2 separate regions of the Homo sapiens genome follow, and region 1 is linked to region 2. Evidence: chromatin loops called from intact Hi-C (ENCODE). Cell type or tissue: PC-9. All regions are shown on one strand. Links, peaks and the distances in the headings refer to the core of each region. The heading gives the core; the rest is flanking DNA.

Region 1 (10,671 bases), core at 1,677-9,676, 720 kb after region 2:
ACTCTTGCTCATACACGCTGACTTTTATTCTTTCTTTTTAATTTAATTTTATTTTATTTTAAGTTCTGTGATACATGTGCAGGACGTGCAGGTTTGTTACACAGGTAAACTTGTGCCATGGTGGTTTGCTGCACCTATCAACCCATCACCTAGGTATTAAGCCCCGCATGCATTAGCTATTTTTTCCTAATGTTCTCCCTACCCTCGCCCCCTTGACAGGCCCCAGTGTGTGCCCTTCCCTGTGTCCATGTGTTCTCATTGTTCAGCTCCCACTTATAAGTGAGAACATGTGGTGTTTGGTTTTCTGTTCCTGTGTTAGTTTGCTGAAGATAATGACTTCCGGTTCCATCCATGTCCCTGCAAAGGACATGATCTCATTCCTCTTTATGGCTGCATAGTATTCCATGATGTGTGTGTATACCACATTTTCTTTATCCATTCTATCATTGATGGGCATTTGGGTTGATTCCATGTCTTTGCTACTGTGAATAGTGCTGCAATGAACATATGTGTGCATGTATCTTTATAATATAATGATTTATATTCCTTTGGGTATATACCCGCTAATGGGATTGCTGGGTCAAATGGTATTTCAGGTTCTAGGCCTTTGAGGAATCACCACACTGTCTTCCACAATGGTTAAACTAATTTGCATTCCCGCCAGCAGTGTAAAAGCGTTCCTACTTTTCCACAGTCTTGCCAGCATCTCTTGTTTTTTGACTTAAGATCACCATTCTGACTGGTATGAGATGATGTCTCATTGGGGTTTTGATTTGCATTTCTCTAATGATCACACTGAATTTTATTCTGATTGGCTTTTAAAGAAAAATTTCTGCAGAATGTTGTCTGCCTGGGACATATTTACTCTTTTTTTCCCAAATCCTTTTTTCTTGAGAGATGAGTTCTCACTGTGTCACCCAGGTGGGAGTGCAGTGCTATGATCTTAGCTCATGGCAGTCTCAAACTCCTGGACTCAAGCTAACCTCCTGCCTCTGCTTCCCAAATAGCTGGGACTACACGTATTTGCTAAGCCCAGCTCATTTAATTTTTTTTTTTAAGAGACAGGGTCTCTTTATGGTGCCCAGCCTTCCCAAGTCCTTTTTAAAACAGATTTCATTGGCATTTTATTTTAAAATTGCATGTTTTAAAGCATGAAAGTGTTTTATTTTCCATGAATTTCCTTGTAAATATGGAATTCAACAAAAGCCCACCATGATTATGAATAATACATTCACATCACTCATCAGAGCTCATGTGTGAATATTAGCAAGACTGTGAATGTCTTTTTTATTTAAAGAAGACATGCAGAGTTGGAGAGAAGGCAAAGCATGTTGTATTTAATAAGTACTCGGTTCTAAATTACTTAGAATGACTCTCACTTGTCAAATGCAAGGAATACTACTAAAATGTGTACAAATGTAAACAGATCTTAACTGAGAACACACCTATTGCAAAAGGGAATGACTGCTTCTTAGGGGGTCACTGTCGTTGAGTAGGCGGTAACTCAGTAATCCCAGACCAGTAGGCTAACTCAACATTTAATTACATATGTCAATTAAATTTTAGTTTGGCCTCATGCCAGAATGTTGGTTCAATCTCAAGCTCTTTTCCACATAGTTATTCCTTGTGCTGGTCAAAAGTTTTACAGAAGTCCTTGTAATACCCAGACTCATAGCCCTGGATTCTTTTTTTTTATGTATTTTTTAAATTATACTTTAAGTTCTAGGGTACATGTGCATAACGTGCAGGTTTGTTACATATGTATACATGTGCCATGTTGGTGTGCTGCGCCCGTTAACTTGTCATTTACATTAGGTATATCTACTAATGCTATCCCTCCCCCTTCCCTCCACCCCACGACAGGCCCCGGTGTGTGATGTTCCCCACCCTGTGTCCAAGTGTTCTCATTGTTCAATTCCCACCTATGAGTGGGAACATGCATAGCCCTGGATTCTTGTGTGTAACTTAGAACAGATGTCTTTGGAGGAAGTCAGTTGACCAATGGGCTCTATTGTTATTCCTGGAAAGCCTAGTATGATGCATTATTACTATGGCACTCATCGAGACACAACACAAAGTGGTGGCTCAGCAGCAGCAAAAGGGGTGGGAATAGCAGAAGGACATCATCTTACCTGTCACTGTAGGATTGATATAGAAACTATAAATGCGCTTTTCGAGGATGCAAAGTACCAATTTTTTACAAATACCTTAAAGAAATGGCATATCAGAATTAATGTAGATGGGGAAAGGGAAAAGAAAGAAAAAGAGGTGTGTCTGTGCCTCACCAAGAGAAAGAAGCAGCCACCACATTTCCATGAAAATCTCAAGTCTCTCACTGAGGCAGATGCTATAGATGCTCTACCCAGATCCCCAAAATGCCTTTTACCAGCTGCTGTAGGCACGGCCTGGCTCACACCGTAACTTTCTCTGGAGGAGCGCCCTTGAGCGATTGGAGCTCTTCACCAGGAGTTACCTAAGAGATGGGTAAACACTCCCCCAGCCCAAACTGCCCACACACACCCAGGGCAGCTTAGAGCCAATGACTGACTAGTGCTAGGATGCAAAAAACCCCTCCCTTTGCCTCAAGGTGGGACAGATTCTTTGGTACAATTGACCTTTCAGAGCTCCCCTTGGGATCAGGCCGAGGCTAGACTTCATGTGAAATTACATTCTTACTTAGCTTCTTCCCCTTGCCTGTCCTGCTTCATTCAGTCCCTCACAGGTTTCTCCAGCGAACACTCGCTCAGTAAATCACTTGCATAAGCATCCCTGTCTCAGGCTCTGCTTCTAGGGAACCCGACCTAACACACTCATCATTTCTGCTGGCACTCCACCAAAGCATAATGGACAATAGGTAAACAAAAAATGAACACCTTCAGATAAGCCAAGACAACGAAGCAAAGTATCATGATGGAGAGTGGCTTGGGCGCTGCTTGAGATTGGGTGGTCAGGGACGCCTTCTCTGCCGAGGGGATGTTTGAGCAGAGACATGAGTGAGCAAACAGACAGCCATGTGAAATCAAGGGCTAGAATGCTCCAGGCAGATGAAACAGCAAGAAGGGCTGGCATGGTGGAAGTGAGGTAGGCACAAGAGAGTAATTCAATATGTTTTGGTGGAATGATGTGAACAGACAGATGTTTAATATCCTTGTGCTTATTTGGTTTTGATTTCAGAGATTTCCTCTTTAAATGTACTGACAGTTCAGAAGTTGTTCTGGCTTCTGCCTGTGGAGAAACGCATATAGTAGTTCCACTTCGTGAGAGAACAGGAGAGGCTCTGGGAGTCCTCGATTTTAACATCGGCCAAAATAGGATGTTGTTGTGTCAAGAATATAAAGATCTACAGAAAATGATGAAAGTGGTCCAAGTGGCCTGCTATGAAATACTTGGCGAGTTCTCTGGAGAGATAAAGAAAAAATATATCTTAGGTATCGTTCATGTGGCATCAGTCTAAATTCACAGGTTTAATAGGTTTTGGGGAAATCACAGGGAGTGCAATGAAATATGCACTTTCTAAAATGAATTGTTACAACATACACATCTTTTCATATAAAAGGAATTCCCTTATGCAGTCTTGCGCTGACGAGTAATGTCTACAAATTAAAGGAAACAGCCTGGAATCACATTCTCATGGTTAGATTCCTACAGTTTTAGAGCTGGAAGGGCTCATAAAGGCAAGCTAGAACTAGCATGTATTAAATACCCCCATTATGTGCTTCAGATATTATTTCATTCAATCCTTGCCATAACCCTATGAGATGAATAGTGATACCCCACTTACAGGTGAGGAAAGTAAGCAAATTGCCCCCAGTCACACAGTTAAGAAATGGTGAGGGCTGGATTTGAACCTAGATTTGGGTGCTCTTCCCACTATGTTATACAGCATTAAGTAATCAGAACATCTCGTTTTACAGATAAAGATGCTAAAGACTGCAAAAGTAAAGTGGATTATCTAAGGTCCAATAGCAAGCTGGTGGGAGAGCCAGGATTAGACTTTAGTTTTTGTGATTCCACATCCACTAGGCTACTCTCAGCGCAATGCCAGCTGGAGAGAGGGAGGGAGGAAGAAGGCCTGGAAACCTTTGGCTTCCTAGAATGAAGTGAATAGAATTAGCAGAGTAACACTATGTGGGATTGAGCCAAAAGATTTGTAACTATGTCATAGAGTGGGATAAGAAGAAAGGAGAAATTTCATGTCTCCTAAGTGTTCACTATGTGTAACGCCTGTAACTAAGCACTTTTACATATATCATCTTCTCTAATTCTCACAGCTAACCAAGGAAGTAGGGATTAAGCCCATTTTCACAGAAGAGGAAAAGGATATTCAGAGAGACAATAGACTAATAAGGGTGACAGCGTGTGTTCAAACCAGGGTCTAACTCTAAAACCCAAGTTTTTGCCTTTTCTCAAAGCCTCTTCCTATGAGCTTCACCGGGAGTAATTTCATTGCTTTCTTTTGATTTCATGGCTAAAGAAACTGAGATTGTTTAAAACCAAAGGCTATGGTCTGCTTTTTCTTGACAAAAACATTTACTATAATATGTTCAGAATCCTATGAAAAAGTAATGTACAGCAATGTACATTAGACTGAACAGCAATGTGAGCTATCATTTTGTTATTCCAGAGATTGAAAATGTCAGGGAAGTCCAGCGGGCAGGAATTCTCTTCTTCCGAATCATGCTGCTCGAGCTACAGGAAAGCATCCAACTACTCAATTCCATGGAATTTGTGTCACTGTTGCTCTATGACCATACTCTTGTAACAGAGCCAAATTCTCCTCAAGACAGCAAATCTATGGAGTTGGAAGCCAACGTGAAACTAGTGCGTGACATCCTGAAGGCGGTTATCTTGTTCTTTCATCCAGAGTTGGAATTTTCAAGTGACTTTGGAAGTTGGGATAAGTGTAAATTTGTAAGTTTTTTTTTAAAAAGCACCTTTTAAATTGAAGAATCGCCTAAACAAATTTAACTGTACAAATCATAATTGCATAAATCATAAGGGTACAAATGCAAGAATTTTTACTGAGTGGAACACGTTCACGTAACCAGACCTAGATCAAGAAATAGAGCATTTATGGAATCCCAAAAGCTCTCCTTTGTACCCTTCCTCATCATCCCTTCACCCCACCCACCCCAAGGGTAACCATCATCTTTTTTTTGAGACGGAGTTTCACTCTTGTTGCCCAGGCTGGAGTGCGATGGCGCTATCTCGGCTCACTGCAACCTCCACCTCCTGGGTTCAAGCAATTCTCCTGCCTCAGCCTCTCGAGTAGCTGGGATTACAGGTGCCCGCCACCACGCCCAGCTAATTTTCTGTATTTTTAGTTGAAACTGGGTTTCACCATGTTAGCCAGGCTGGTCTCGAACTCCTGACCTCAGGTGGTCCTCCCACCTGGGCTTCTCAAAGTGCTGGGATTACAGGCGTGAGCCACCACACCCGGCCATGGGTAACCATCATCTTCACTTCTAACACCATTGATTGGTTTTGCCTATTTTAAAATCTATATAAATGGAATTATGTAAGCTGTTGAACTGGGCACTGTATTTCTGCTTCCTGGTGATCCCATAAATTTTCTCTTGTTGTTTGTTCACAGTATGTTAACAAATATTTAGTCAACAATATTTGTGCCTTTGATCCAACTGCCAAGCATGTGGAAGTTAATGTACAGCTTATTGATGAATATATCAGAGGTAAATTTCCACTTAATTACAGCCTAAATCTATGCCAACAGCAATAAAACACAGTTGTGATTTTTATTAGGATAAAGCAAGTGGGTCATAAATTCAGTTTTTAGGAGAAAATAGTTATAAGTCTTCTAAGAGGAGGGACACTATGTAATCTATTGCATCATTCCCCAAAGTCATTGTCTATGCCACATTTTGAGAATTCAAAAGCACATCTATCTCCCACTTATTGACTACATGTGCATTATTTATTTTTAAAAATGCAAATGGGGCTGCAATGAGAATGGAAATTTTAAGCAAAAAGGCTATCTTTAGCTTAATAAATAACCAAAGAAAATAATAGACTTTTTCAAGGAGGAGAATCACCAAGAATGGAGAGCAGCGAGGCTCTCAGGTTGGAGAAGACGATTAGCTGTTTGGCCACAGGGAATAGGCCACATATGAGAGTAAATATACAAACAGAGGCCCAAGGTCCTCCACTGACCTGTATTCTCCCACCAGAGGCCTCAGGCTGTGATGAGGAATTCATTTATAGTTTGTTTTTTTCTTTGTTATGAAAAGTAATCATAATTGGGAAAATGGCTCTGTAGAAATTGCTCACTAAATCTATCCCTTTCCTCCTCTTCCCGCTCTCCTACTATCTGTGGAGGCTCTAGACCAACGCAGAAGAGTTTCTGGATTAACGGGGAACTATCCTAGCTTATTCCTGAGAAGCCTTGACCACCAACGCTACCCACCACTTTCTGCTTTCCAATAGTGCCCTCTGGTGGAAGAAATATTAATTGCAGTTAACGGAGCCCGACTCAGCCAGAAAATAGCCCATAGGCTCCCCAATCACCACCGCCAAGCCTTTAGTGTTAACCACAGTCTCCGCAGCAATCAAGAAAGTTCGTAGGTCACCCAGATACCAACCCTCTCTCCTTCAGATGCAGTTATATCAGGAAATTCTAAGCTTCCAGCTTAGGGGAAGGGAGAGGAATTCTTCGGGGTGCCTTTCTGTTTGTGCCAGAAGGAGAGGAGTCTTCAGGCAGGGCAATCTGCTGCTGGAAGTTTACCTGGCCTAGCAGCTTTAAGTAAGGGCCCTACTCCACGAATCTACCCAGAATGAAATGTCACCAATAATACCTGTAGGTTCAGCCTGTGACAGGCAGAGACTGCTGGACTATATAGCATAGCTCCTAACCCACCACGCCTTCCAAACTATTATTTTACCAAAAGGGCAGAATTAGGACTGGTAATGTGTCCATACTTTCTTAGGGCTTCCGCTGCCAACTCTCACCCCCACTTCATCCTAGTTCAGGAAAAGAGTATTTCCTAATGTAAATGACGAGTTGATGGGTGCAGCAAACAAACATGGCACATGTATACCTATGTAACAAACCTGCATGTTGTGCACATGTGCCCTAAAACTTACAGTATAATAATAATTTTTTTAAAAAGAAAGAAAAGGGTATTTTTGGCCAGGCACAGTGACTCACACCTGTAATCCCGACACTTTGGGAGGCCAACGTGGGCAGATTGCTTGAGCCCAGAAGTTGGAGACTAGCGTGGACAACATGGCAAAATCTTGTCTCTCCAAAAAAAAAAAAAAAAAAAAAAAAAAATAACTGGGTGTGGTGGTGCACGCCTGTAATCCCAGCTACTCAGGAGGCTGAGGTGGGAGATCACTTGAGCCCAGGAGGTTGAGGCTGCTGTGAAATGTGATCATGCCACTGCACTCCAGCCTGGGCAACAGAATGAGATCCTGTCTCAAAAACAACAACAACAAAAAGGAGATACTTTTTTTATTCTGATGAAACTCTAGGCAGCTGTGTCTTGCCTTTAGATTGAGCCAGTCATCTGTGAAGTAACATTGGGTAGCTTTGTTGGGCAGGCCTGGCCTCCCAAGACTGTGCCATTGCAGGTGAGTGCTGCTGACATACTTCCCTGTGGGGGACCCTCTGACTCCAGTGAGCACTCCCAGACAGCTGTGTTTGCAGTAGTACATCAATAGCCTACTATTCTCTGTCACTTTGCCTAAGATACTCCTAGTAGTTGGTCTTTTCTACCTGGAGATTCATGACGTGACCACCCTCTCAAGGACCTATTCTCCCCACTCCACTTGGGACCTCTGCTGCCAGCCTCACCTGGTCGTTCAGGATGCCCCATAACTGCTGCATGTCTCCCTCCCAGGAATTTTAGACAGATGTTGCCTGTTTGGAAATGTTCTTAGACCCAGAGGCAAGAAGAGCTGTCCCCTATTGCAAGTATAACCAGAATCACTTTTCTGTGTAGAACCTGGGTCTCTGCCAAGTGACCATACCTCCTCCCCTAAATCCAAGTGTTTACAAGTCCACAGACATTGGTCTTGGCAGGAGTGCCCCCGGCCCTCCACTTCTCCTACAGGGGTCCCAGAGCTCCAACTCTGTCAAAGCAGCCAGAGGCTCAGTGCTGTCACCATTTATAAAGAAACCCACCAGCTTCCTCAATAAAATGACACCATGATCCTCTAAGGGTGACAATGAAGGAAGGTGCCTTCAGGGGAGGACTGCTGGACTCACAGTCCTAATTAACTTTTATCTTCAAGATTCGCCTTCCCTGGGAGATCCTTCCCTAATTGCTACTGCTGCCATCATGGTGGCTCTCATAGGTGCCACGCTCCCTGCAACTCCATTACAAAAATGGAACATGACTCATTCCTTAACTCCCCACTGCACAGCTAAGGACCTGACAGGAACCTTGGTAGAATGATTCTACCGACAATCCAGAAATAACAAGTAGGAAACAGCACTGAATCTGCAACTCTGAGGACATGCCTTTTTCTTTGAAATGGGTCAAGCCAAAATGGACAACCAGACACCAAGAACATTGTTCTGTCCTATTCATTTAAACCTTCTGTATGCTAACATTGGTTTGGATTCAATTACAGTTCTCTGCAGTCTTTTTGGACTTAGTCATCTTGAATGGGAATTGTTGGCTCCCTCTTAAGGAAAAAACTTGCCATCGCAGCTAGACTTGGGTTTAATAGAGAGCTAAGAGTGCACCATTTATTTACAAGTTGCTCACAGATTTTAGGCCATGGAGGAGGAGATATCAGTTCAGCTTGAGAACAGATTTCCTTTGTCCTGGCAAGAGCCCCTTAAAAATGCCTTTTAGTTACGAGTTATGATATTAGACAAGTACTCATACAATGCACAAGAGAAGGGTATAACACTCTGTTCTGGGTAAAGATCTCAGGCCTGGATGTTTGACCTATTTCCCATGCATGCAAACCCCCTGCTTTTCAGTTCCAAGTTATTCAGAGGAAAAAAGACAATCAAACCAGCCATTCTCTTTATGTTTCTTATCACTTCTTGTGATTTAAATTTTGAAATTTTCTAACAGTAGTTATTAAGAGGAACAACTAAATACAGTTTTACATGTATAGATAACATTACTGCTACTTTGATATCTGATTAAAGACTTTTAAAAATGAGCTTGATGAGACGTGGAGCATGGTGGCATGCACCTGTGGTCCCAGCTACTTGGGAAGCTGAGGCACAAGGATTGCTTGGGGCCAGAAGTTCAAGACTATGGTGCACAATGATGGTGCCTGTGAATAGCACTGCACTCCAGCCTGGGCAACATAGTGGATACCGTCTCTAGAAAAAAAACTTGGTTTAATAAGAACATTTTTCTATTTAATTTGACACTCATTGTTTAAAATTTTAGTGGCTGTTAAAACTGTCTTTTATCCTGAAAGCATATATATATATATATATATATATATTTTTTTTTTTTTTTTTTTTGAGATGGAGTCTTGCTCTGTCACCCAGGTTGGAATGCAGTGGCCCAATCTCAGCTCACTGCAACCTCTGACTCCCGGGTTCAAGAGATTCTCCTGCCTCAGCCTCCCCAGTAGCTGGGATTACAGGCACGTGCCACCACGCTTGGCTAATTTTTGTATTTTTAGTAGAGACGGGGTTGCACCATGTTGACCAGGCTGGTCTCGAACTCCTGACCTCAGGTGATCCACCTGCCATGGCTCCCAAAGTGCTGGGGTTACAGGCATGAGCCACCACCCCGGTCACAATTATATACATATACATATACATATACATATACATATACATATACATATACATATACATATACATATACATATATATATATTTTTTTTTTTTTGAGATGGAGTTTCGCTCTTGTTGCCCAGGCTGAAGTGCAGTGGCGCGATCTCGGCTCACCGCAACCTCTGCCTCCCAGGTTCAAGCGATTCTCCTGCCTCAGCCTCCCGAGTAGCTGGGATTACAGGCATGTGCCACCCTGCCCAGCTAATTTTGTATTTTTAGTAGAGGCAGGCTTTCTCCGTCTTGGTCAGACTGGTCTCAAACTCCTGAGCTCAGATGATCCGCCCCCTCGGCCTCCCAAAGTGCTGGGATTACAGGCGTGAGCCACTGAGCTGGCTTTAAATTTTTTATTAAAGTAATTGAAAAGGTCACATAGAACTAAAAGCCTAAAAAGAGTCACTAGCCCATATCTTCTCTTTCATACTCTTCAGTCCCCCTCGCCAGGGGCAACCATGTTTTGTTCTTTCACTGTTTCTTCTTGGCATTTGCACATCTATTTCTGTTATGCACATATTGCTGTCTTTTGATTCATCAATTTTAAACCTTATCAGTCAATTTCCTCTGATTATAAATGAAGATTTTGTTCTGTTATACCACCATTCTCTTACCCCATCCTCCCAATGTAGTTATATTTATAATTTGGGGTTAAAGATGCAATGTTTACATGATTTTGCCTATGCAAATATTATACACAGCTGAGGATTGTAGCATATTTTGATTCCTCATTTTTTTTGTTTTTCCTGAAGTAAATAATTGTCTTTTATTTTTAAACTTTCTTAGTTTTATTTGTACTTCTTGATAATTCCCACCCCTTCCATTTGTCTCTCCCATAAGACAGTTCTATCAGGTAATTTATTAGTTCTAATTTATTTTCTTTTCCCAAAGCCATCTCTTCTAGAGAT
Region 2 (10,671 bases), core at 1,253-9,252:
AGGTCCGGAGTTCTAGACCAGCCTGGCCAGCATGGTGAAACACAGTCTCTACTAAAAATACAAAATTAGCCGGGAATGGTGGCGCATGCCTGTAATTCCAGGTACTCGGGAGGCTGAGACAGGACAATCGCTTGAACCCGGGAGGTGGAGGTTGCAGTGAGCCGAGATCGCACCACTGCACTCCACCCTGGGCGACAGAATGAGACTTTGTCTCAGAAAAAAAAAAAAAAGAAAGAAAGAAAGAACAGAGTAGCTCACATTCACATTTTCCCTAAGTAAGGAGCATCCGACTTTTTTTCTTAAAGCCTTAGTGGTCAGCCCAAGGAGTCCTGATTTCACTCAATTTTCACTCAATTTCTGGGTTTCTGTTTTTCCATGTGGGAAGAGAAGCTTCTTTGAGGATTTCTATGTTTTGTTTTAAGACCAGGTTTTGTTTTGTCACCCAGGCTGGAGTGCAGTGGCATGATCAGGGCTCACTGTAGCCTCAGCCTCCAGGGCTCAGGTGATCCCCCTACCTCAGCCTCCCAAGTAGTTGCAACACCACGCTGGCTAATTTTTGTAATTTTTTTTTAGATGGGGTTTCGTCATGAGTTCAGGTTGGTCTTAAACTCCTGGGCTCAAGTGAGCTGCCCCGCCTTGGCCTCCCAAAGTACTGGGATTACAGGCATGAGCCACCGTGCCTGGCCCATTGCTTTTTTTTTTCTTTTTTTTTTTTGAGACAGAGTCTCACTCTGTTGCCCAGCCTAGAGTGCAGTGGTGCGATCTCAGTTCACTGCAACCTCTGCCTCCCGGGTTCAAGTGATTCTCCGGCCTTAGCCTCCTGAGTAGCTGGGAATACAGGCGTGTGCCACCACGACTGGCTGATTTTTGTATTTTTTAGTAGAGACGGGGTTTCACCATATTGGCCAGGCTGGTCTTGAACTCCTGACCTTGTGATCCGCCCGCCTCGGCCTCCCAAAGTGCTGGGATTATGGGCATGAGCCACCGCACCCGGACACCTGGCCGATTTCTATGGTTTTTAAAGAAAAGATGTTTCTGAGGCATGATTAACACAGTATTTGCCTTTTCTCTTTTTATTTTATTTATTTATTTATTTTTTTGAGATGGAGTCTCGCTCTGTCACCCAAGCTGGAGTGCAGTGGCACGATCTCGGCTCACTGCAAACTCTGCCTCCCAGGGTTCACACCATTCTCCTGCCTCAGCCTCCCTCCTGAATAGCTGGGACTTACATGCGCCTGCCACCAGGCCGGCTATTTTTTTGTATTTTTAGTAGAGACGGGGTTTCACCGTGTTATCCAGGATGATCTCAATCTCCTGACCTTGTGATCCGCCCACCTCAGCCTCCCAAAGTGCTGGGATTACAGGTGTGAACCACCACACCTGGCCTTTTCAGTATTTGCCTTTTCTCAGAGTCCTATCAGGTCTCTTATTGTTAGTTTCTGGGATAACTTGTGTTTTTCTTTTAAAGATACTCTGCCCTGGATTTACTAATTTGCTTACTATATATTGACTGCATTCCATGCATCAAGAGCTGTACTGAGTGGTGGGGATTTAAAGAAGATAACAAATCTCTTATCCCTAAAGAATTCACTCCTTGGGGTAAGAGACTCACACAAATAACACATAAAAAATGTGAAAAGTTAATGTAAAAGTATTGTGAAAGGCTCTGGGAAGGAAACAGTTAATTGTGGACTATCAGGGAAAACTAAAAAGGGAATGCGCTTGCCCTTTGAGTTGAGCTTTAAGGACAACATGACAATATGGGATGGGAAGTAGACGGGGGCATTTCTGGGAGAGGAATAGTGCGAACAGTGGGTTGGAGGTGTGACGGAATGTTAAGTGGTCCAGTTTAACTCAAATTCAGGGCATTTAAGGAGATTATAGAAAATGAGAATAGTGGCCCGATGCGGTGGCTCACTCCTGTAATCCCAGCACTTTGGGAGGTCAAGGCGGCCAGATCACCTGAGGCCAGGAGTTCGAGACCAACATGGTGAAAACCCATCTCTACTAAAAATACAAAAAATTAGCTGGGTGTGGTGGCGGGCAACTGTAATCTCAGCTACTCTGGAGGCTGAGGAAGGAGAATCACTTGAACCTGGGAGGCGAAGGTTGCAGTAAGCCAAGATCGCACCATTGCACTCCAGCCTGGGCAACAAAAGCGAAACTCTGTCTCAGAAAAAAAAAAAAAAGAGAATAAGATAGTAATTTCTATCCTATTTTAAGGAGGTAAAGATTAGAGGAGGAAGTTTGAAGAGAGTGGTATAGCTTTGAAACAGCCATTTTGCAGAATGAAAAAGGGAGTTCACTAGGAATAATGACATCAGCTACTATTTATGAGTGCTTACTATGTGCTAGGCATTCTGCTAGGTTCACCATATATCTTGATGAACTAAGCAGCCATGGTCCTTGTTCTCATATGGAGCCTACAATCTAGTAGGGGAGATAGAAAACAAATAGGTATATTCTTTTTGGGGTGTGTAGGGGGACAGGGTCTCATTCTGTCACCCAGATAGAGTATAGCGGTATGATCACTGCTTATGGCAGCCTTGACCTCCAGGGCTCAAGTGATCCTCCTGCCTCAGCCTCCCAAGTAGCTGGGACCACAGATGGAAGCCCCCATGCCTTGCTAATTTTTTATTTACTTATTTATTTTTTTGAGATGGAGTTTCGCTCTTGTTGCCCAGGCTGGAGTGCAATGGCGCGATCTCGGCTCACAGCAACCTCTGCCTCCCAGGTTCAAGCGATTCTCCTGCCTCAGCCTCCCTAGTAGCTGGGATTACAGGCATGTGCCACCACACCCAGCTAATTTTGTACTTTTAGTAGAGACAGGGTTTCTACTAAACCTGTTGTTCAGGCTGGTTGCGAACTCCCCACCTCAGGTGATTAGCCTGCCTTGGCCTCCCAAAGTGCTGGGCTTATAGGCGTGAGTCACTGCTCCTGGCCTGCTAATTTATTTTTATATTTTGTAGAGAGACGGGTCTCCCTATTTTGCCCAGGCTGGTTTTAAACTCCTCTTGTTTTTTCAGACAGGGTCTCACTGCGTCACCCGGGCTGGAGTGCAGTGGCGTGATCTGGCTCACTGCAGCCTCAACCTCTTGGGCTCAAGCAATCCTCCCACCTCAGCCTCCCAAGTAGCTAGAACTACAGACATGCACCACCACATCCAGCTAATTTTGTTTATTTTTTGTAGAGACAAAGTCTCACTATGTTGCCCAGGCTGGTTTCCAACTCCTCAACTCGAGTGATTCTCCCACCTTGTCCTCCCAAAGTGCTAGGATTACAGAGGTGAGCCACCTTGCCCGGCCTAGATTAGTATTTTTTTACATAGGTCTGGAGACTATGGGCCAGCCGCGGCAACTCACACCTGTAATCCCAGTGCTTTGGGAGGCCGAGGCGGGCAGATCACCTGAAGTCAGGAGTTCAAGACCAGCCTGGCCAACATGGAGAAACTCCATCTCTACTAAAAATACAAAAATTAGCCCGGCGTAGTGGTGGGTGCCTGTAATCCCAGATACTCAGGAGGCTGAGGCAGGGAGAATTGCTTGAACCCGGGAGGTGGAGGTTGCAGTGAGCTGAGATCACGTCACTGCATCCAGCCTGGGAGACAAAGCAAGAAAAAAAAAGAGGAGACCTATGGAGTTTTGAAATAATAAGATATTGAATAAAATGGCATTCATTGGGCAATTGTCTCTTATACAAAATGCCTAAGTAGGGTCTCTATAAAAAACTGTAATTAAAGGGGAGTGAAAACAAACCCTTTGCTTACAGTTTCAGTGGGTTTAATGAAAATTTATTTATATGGATGAGCCAGTCCACCCCACATGCAATTTGTATTTAATGTATTTGGATTTAGAGTTCTTGCAAACAAATTCAAAAACACTAGAATAGATTCATTGTGTCTCCTCTTTTCTATAGGAGAGGCAGTACAACCTAATTGTTAAATTGAGGGCATTAACATTAGACAGACCTGGTTTTGATTCTTGCTCAGCCACTTCCTAGCCCTGGGACCTTAGGCAAGTTATTCAACCTCTCTAGGCCTAGTTTTCTCATTAGTGCTGTGCAGATAACAAAAGAACCTATTTCAAAGGACTGTGTTGTAAATATTAAATGAAAAATTAAAGCATTTAGCCCAGTGCCTGGAAGGCAGTCACTGACACATTCCATTGCAGAAAGACATAATAGAAACAATATAATATCAAACACTTATTATGCCAGCTACTGTGCTAAGTACTTTAAATTCATTATTTCATTTAATCCTTTGAGATAGGTATTATTTCTTATTCGCATTTCACTTGAGGAAAGGGTGGTTTAAGGAATTTCAGTAATCAGAGAACTATAAAAACATCCAGTTAGCACAATCACCCTCAGGTGTGCACGTGTAATTTGATGCAAACATATGCATGCATACAAATGCAAGAATATTTACATACTCATTATTGCCTGTACCATGTTTCCTGGCACTTCCACCTGGATTGATGGTGCTGTAATAACATAGTGGCATTAGTGGAACTGGCTGGAAGAGCACCCACTCAACCAGAATGGGTGTTTTATTGGAAAGAGTGATGCATTGCAAAAGGCCCAACTCTGTCTCTACCTTGCCCTCAGACCTTGAATAAGTCATTTGACTAAATCTTTGGGCCTCAGTTTCCTCATCTGTAAAATAAGGGGGCTGGCTCAGGTCTACTCTAATCAGCTCTGAATCAAAAGCAGCCCTCAATCCTGCCACCTTGTATAGGCAGTTCTATACAAACACACTCGCCCCCATGGCAACGGCCACTCAGCTCTCAGAAGCACTGGTATGCCGCTCTACTCCAGCCAACAGTACTATTTCCATCGCAAATTCCTGGGTGAATAGAGGGCTTGGATGGGGGAGGGATCTGTTCATCAGTAATCTTAAAGCCCCTGGCATTAAAAGAAAGTCTAGAATAAATTGTCTGTGGGTGGTGCATATGTGCTAAATCAGAAACAGCATCAGCATTTAATTCACAATATTATCCTTCTAGGAGGTGGAGGAGCTATCTTAGCTGAGGTGAAATTTAGAGGGTCACTTTGCCACTGAAGTGCTGAGTCAATGAGTGGAGGAAACTGTGACCCAAGTTATTTAAAATTGGGGAGGATGCCAAAAGAACATTGCCAGAGGGTGTTTAAATCAATCTGGATTTTTGAGAAGCAATTCCAGTGTTTATTTCCAAGCTACATAGATAGACTCTCTTATTATCTTATCACAGCAGACACTTATCAGAACTTCATCTTGGAAGCACAGAGGCTGTAGGGCAAATGGACTGAGAATAAAGATGCAAGAAAAAGAGAACATCTCTTTTCAAAAAAAGGAGGAGATATCCTTGAGAAGGCTGCCCTATATCTGCTCTACCCTCTATTTTCAAGCCTTCACCAAGTTGTTTCTAGAGTCTGTTGCTGATAATGGTGAAATGGTGACGATGACAATGATGAATTCATGGCAAGGATTAGCTCTTGCCTTTTCTTCCTCCACATTGCATAGATTTGAGCCAAAGGGGGCACTATTCTTTTATAACTCAGATGAAAAGGAAGTAGATGCTCACTTAAGATAGAGTTTGAATTGCCTTTCTCACAAGGAGTGGTTCCAGGAGAAATGTAATAGGCACTACACTAGGTTTCCAGCTGAGGGCAGCCGTGTTAGCCTTTGCTGACTCCTTACGGCTGCCTACTGAGAGATCTGCAGAGGAAAGGCACTGAAAACAGGCAAACAATGTGAAGGTGGACTGGGAGTTTAGAAATCAGGCTGGTGAGAGTTTCCAGAAGAAGGCTGTCTGTAGTTAGAGACCGACCTGTGTCCATGAGCTGGGGGAATCCCGGAATGAATGGATGGTCTTTGCTGAGGATTGTATGAGCAGCAAAACTTTCTGAGCTATGACGTGCAGGGCAAATCAAAGCTGGCTGCTCCTTACAAACCTGTGGAGTTGGACTTGCTGTTTTTCCTCTTGCCACTAGAGGGTAGAATATGAAAAGAAGATTAGCATGTTTTCATCCTTGCCTAGTTAGCCCTGTAGGAATTCTAAGTGTTAAAGGATAAGAAATCTTGATCTTGCTAACACATATATCTGTCCAAGCTATTTCCTGGCTTACACATGTTCAATGGCTCCCTAAAGTTTCCAGAATAAAGTCTGAGTTGATGAGAATGGCATACAAGCTCTTCCCAAATTCGCCTTGGTCTTCCCTCATAACTCTGCCCTTCAGTCCCCTGCTCTTCATCTACAATACAAATCCTTGGGGAAGTAGTGTGGTAGAAGGAACATAGGTGTCGGAGACAACTGGAAGTCAGTTAATCATCCCAGACCACTTATTTTCCATCAGTACCACATGCAACTCACCACTAATTCCTGTCTATTCTATCTCTTAGAGAAACTCTTTGAGGGCAGGGACCATGTCTACTTTGCTCAAATTTGTATCTTTTTTTTTTTTTTTGAGACAGAGTCTCGCTCTGTCACCCAGGCTGCAATGTGCAGTGGTGCAATCTCGGCTCACTGTAACCTCCGCCTCCCGGGTTCACGCCATTCTCCTGCCTCAGCCTTCCGAGTAGCTGGGACTACAGGCGCCTGTCACCTCGCCCGGCTAATTTTTTTTATTTTTAGTAGAGATGAGGTTTCACCATGTTAGCCACGATAGTCTCAATCTCCTGACCTCGTGATCCATGCACCTTGGCCTCCCAAAGTGCTGGGATTACAGGTGTGAGCCACTGTGCCCAGCCTCAAATTTGTATCTTTACTGCCTAGCACTCTTCATGGGAGCTCATTCAATATTTATTGATCAAAATAATAAATGAATGATTACATCCATAGCACTGTTGTCCTCCTAGTCCAAGTTAATACCATCTCTCACCTGGTCTGCAGTGGGGTCCCAAGTGGTCTCCCTACGTCTCCTTTTGCTCATTACAATCCATTTTATACTCTGCAGCAAGAATGATCTTTCCCAAATGCAATTTTGCTTTAAAACCCTTCAATGGCTTCCCATTGCTCTTAAAATAAATACCGTTATATTCTGAATATGACCCACAAAGTAAATATAATTTCATTTATTAGCAGTTTGGCCACTTGCTAGTTATGTGATTATTAGTAAATTAGTAAATCTCACTGAGTTTTGGTTTCCTCATCTTAAAAATGTAAACAATAGGCCGGGCACAGTGGCTCACACCTGTAATCCCACTTTGGGAGGCCGAGGCAGGCAGATCATTTGAGGTCAGGAGTTGGAGACCAGCCTGGCCAACATGGTGAAACCCCATCTCTAGTAAAAATACAGAAAATTAGCTGGGCGTGGTGACAGGTGCCTGTAATCCCAGCTACTAGGGAGGCTGAGGCAGGAGAATCACTTGAACTTGGGAGATAGAGGTTGCAGTGAGCCGAGATTGTGCCACTGCACTCCAGCCTGGGTGACAGAGCGAGACTACATCTCAAAAAAAAAAAAAAAAAGAGGACCGGCACGGTGGCTGGCGCCTGTAATCCTAGCACTTTGTGAGGCTGAGGCAGGTGGATCACCTGAGCTCAGGAATTTGAGACCAGCCTGGGCAACAGGGTGAAACCCTGTCTGTACTAAAAATACAAAAAAAGAAAAAAAAAATCGGCTGGGCATGGTGGCACATGTCTGTATTCCCAGCTACTGGGGAGGCTGAAGCAGAAGAATCACTTGAACCCAGGAGGTGGAGGTTACAGTGAGCCGAGATTGTGCCATTGCACTTCAGCCTGGGCGACAGAGCAAGACTTCATCTCAAAATATATATATATGAACAATAATTATTCCTACCTCATAGAATTGTTGAGAAGGTTAAATAAACTAATACATACAAAATAATGAGCACAGTGTTCCGTTCTGTGTTCAGTAAATGGTAACTACAGTTTTTAGCACCTGAATGACATAGTCCCTGTATATCTCTTGCTATTCCCCCTCATTTTCTGGCAGTCTCATTAAGTTTCTTTCAGATCCTGGAATCCCATGCTCTTTTTTTTTTTTTTTTTTTTGGTCCAGGCTGGAGTGCAATGGCAATGGCGCGATCTTGGCTTACTGCAACTTCCATCTCCCAGGTTCAAGCGATTCTCCTGTCTCAGCCTCCCAAGTAGCTGGGATTACAGTAGCCCGCTACCACGCCCAGCTAATTTTTTTTTTTTTTTTTGAGATGGAGTTTCACTCTTGTTGCCCAGGCTGGGGTGCAATGGCGCGATCTCAGCTTACTGCAACTTCTGCCTCCTGGGTTCAAGCAATTCTCCTGCCTCAGCCTCCTGAGTAGCTGGGATTACAAGCATGTGCCAGCAAGCCCACCTAATTTTTTGTTTTGTTTTGTTTTGTTTTGTTTTGTTTTGTTTTTTGAGACGGAGTCTCCCTCTGTCACTCAGGCTAAAGTGCAGTGGTGTGATCTCGGCTCACTGCCACCTCTGCCTCCCAGGTTCAAGCAATTCTCCTGCCTCAGCCTCCTGAGTAGCTGGGATTACTCAGCTACTCAGCACGTGCCACCACGCCCAGCTAATTTTTGTATTTTTAGTAGAAACGGGGTTTCAACATGTTGGTTAGGCTGGTCTCGAACTCCTCCCCTCGTGATCCACCTGCCTCGGCCTCCCAAAGTGCTGGGATTACAGGTGTGAGCCACCGCGCCCCCAGCTAACTTTTTGTATTTTTAGTAGAGAAGGGGTTTCACTATGTTGGCCAGGCTGGTCTCAAACTCCTGACCTCAGGTGATCCGCCCACCTTGGCCTCCCAAAGTGCTGGGATTATAGGCGTGAGCCACCGCACCCAGCCTGCCATGCTCCTTTTTATTCCTACTTCTCTATCTGGTCCCATGTGGAGTTTCCTTCCTCTAAGAAGCCTTTCTTGACATCCCATGTCTTGTTCGGATGGCCCTGCAATGGGCTCCCATGGCATCCTAACACTCCTCAAAGCATTTGTTATCTATTCCTTACATAGTGACTGACATTTAGCAATCCTTCAGTAAATATCTGTTGAATCAACTCCAGACACTGCATTTCTCTTTCCCATGCTCTTTGTACATGTTGTTTCTTATTTCTTTTCTAGACAGAACATCATGACTGCTACATCCACATTTCCTTCCCAAGGGAAACTTTCCCACCCACAGCCTCTGTTGAAGAGACAGCCTCTAGGTAGCCATAGTTATGTCCCTTTTGCCTTAGCTGACTGGACCAGAATTGGCATCTGACGCAATGGTGGATAATCCAGGACCTGGCTAGCAATTTCCAACATATCTGGCAATTAAAAAGGAGTAGGTTGATCAGACACTGTCTCTCTTTTTAAAAACTTATTATTTTTTAAAAATATGTGAAATGGGGTCTCACGGTTTTGCCCAGCTTGGTCTCGAACCCCTGGGCTCAAGGGATCCTCCCCACCTTGGCCTCCCAAAGTGCTGGGATTACAGATGTGAGCCACTGCGCCTGGCCCAGATTCTCTTTATTTATTTTATTTTTATTTTATTTTATTTTTTTTGAGACGGAGTCTTGCTCTGACACCCAGGCTGGAGTGCAGTGACGCAATCTCGGCTCACTGCAACCTCTGCCTCCCAAGTTCAAGCGAGTCTCCTGCCTCAGCCTCCTGAATAGCTGGGATTACAGGTGCGTGCCACCATGCCTGGCTAATTTTTGTAGTTTTAGTAGAGACAGGGTTTCACTATGGTGGTCAGGCTGATCTCGAACTACTGACCTCGTGATTCACCCCCCTCAGCCTCCCAAAGTGCTAGGATTACAGGTGTGAGCCACCGCGTCTGGCCTATTTATTTATTTATTTATTTTGAGACAGCGTTTCGCTCTTGTCACCCAGGCTGGAGTGCAATGGCACGATCTCGGCTCACTGCAACCTTTGCCTCCTGGGTTCAAGCAATTCTCCTGCCTCAGCCTCCCAAGTAGATGGGATTACAGGCACCTGCCACCACACCCAGCTAATTTTTGCATTTTTAGTAGAGATGGGGTTTCACCATGTTAGCTAGGCTGGTCTCAAAGCCCTGAGCTCAGGCAATCCCCCGGCTTTGGCCTCCCAAAGTGCTGGGATTACAGGCATGAGCCACTGCACCCAGCCTCTCTTAATGTTTAAATTTTGAGTTAGCAAAAGGAGAGAATGAGCCTTTTTTTTCTTTTTCTTTCTTTTTTTTTCAAACAGTGTCTCACTCCATCACTCAAGCTGGAGTGCAGTGGCACAATCTTGGCTCACTACAACCTCCTCTGCCTCCCAGGTTCAAGCAATTCTCCTGCCTCAGCCTCCCATGTAGCTGGGATTACAGGCACCTGCTACCACGCCCAGCTAATTTTTGTATTTTTAGTAGAAATGGGGTTTCACCATGTTTGCCAGGCTGGTCTACGAACTCCTGACCTTAAGTGATTCACCCACCTCGGCCTCCCAAAGTGCTGGGATTACAGGCATGAGCCACCGAACCCAGCCCGAGGATGCAGCTTCGAATGATAAGAACACAAGCTGAAATGATACCTAAAGAAAAGCTATTAATATTAAGATAAATTCAGAGCCATGAGGAATCAAGGAAACCTACAAGGAAGTAGAAACTATGAGGTAGAGAACATTCATCTGAAAGGAAGAATAAAGAATCAATCAGTACTGGTGGAAGAGGCCCTGCCAGGAGGAAAATAGCTAAGTCATGCTAATGAGTGAACATCAGAGTGAAAACAATAAAAATGCCATCTCTTGCTC

What was found. Hi-C counts contacts between places; a loop is a spot of excess contacts. Peaks named below come from ENCODE experiments on the same cell type or tissue, not always from the same donor. Only the 100,000 strongest peaks of a DNase experiment are listed, where the experiment ranks them.
Region 1: a loop joins it to region 2, with 18 times the contacts of the local background. A loop is called at or near these places in 3 of 110 quality-filtered maps.

What each region holds. Positions count from the first base shown.
Region 1 is chr17:30,087,247-30,097,917 of GRCh38, forward strand. It overlaps EFCAB5 (EF-hand calcium binding domain 5), which reads left to right. Exons shown (of 23, transcript NM_198529.4): 20 at 3,175-3,428; 21 at 4,625-4,911; 22 at 5,594-5,690. Among named protein-coding and RNA genes, the nearest start is that of NSRP1, 24 kb to the right of the region's middle. In PC-9, for the core only: CTCF peaks have their summits at 6,447 (motif pointing left), 6,648, 8,637 and 8,841; a DNase peak (open chromatin) is centred at 8,625; H3K27me3 peaks cover 465 bases.
Region 2 is chr17:29,364,340-29,375,010 of GRCh38, forward strand. No RefSeq gene overlaps it. Among named protein-coding and RNA genes, the nearest start is that of TAOK1, 21 kb to the right of the region's middle. RefSeq lists a silencer at 5,552-5,846 and an enhancer at 5,686-5,945. In PC-9, for the core only: CTCF peaks have their summits at 5,876 and 6,083; DNase peaks (open chromatin) are centred at 5,652 and 5,952; H3K4me3 peaks cover 362 bases.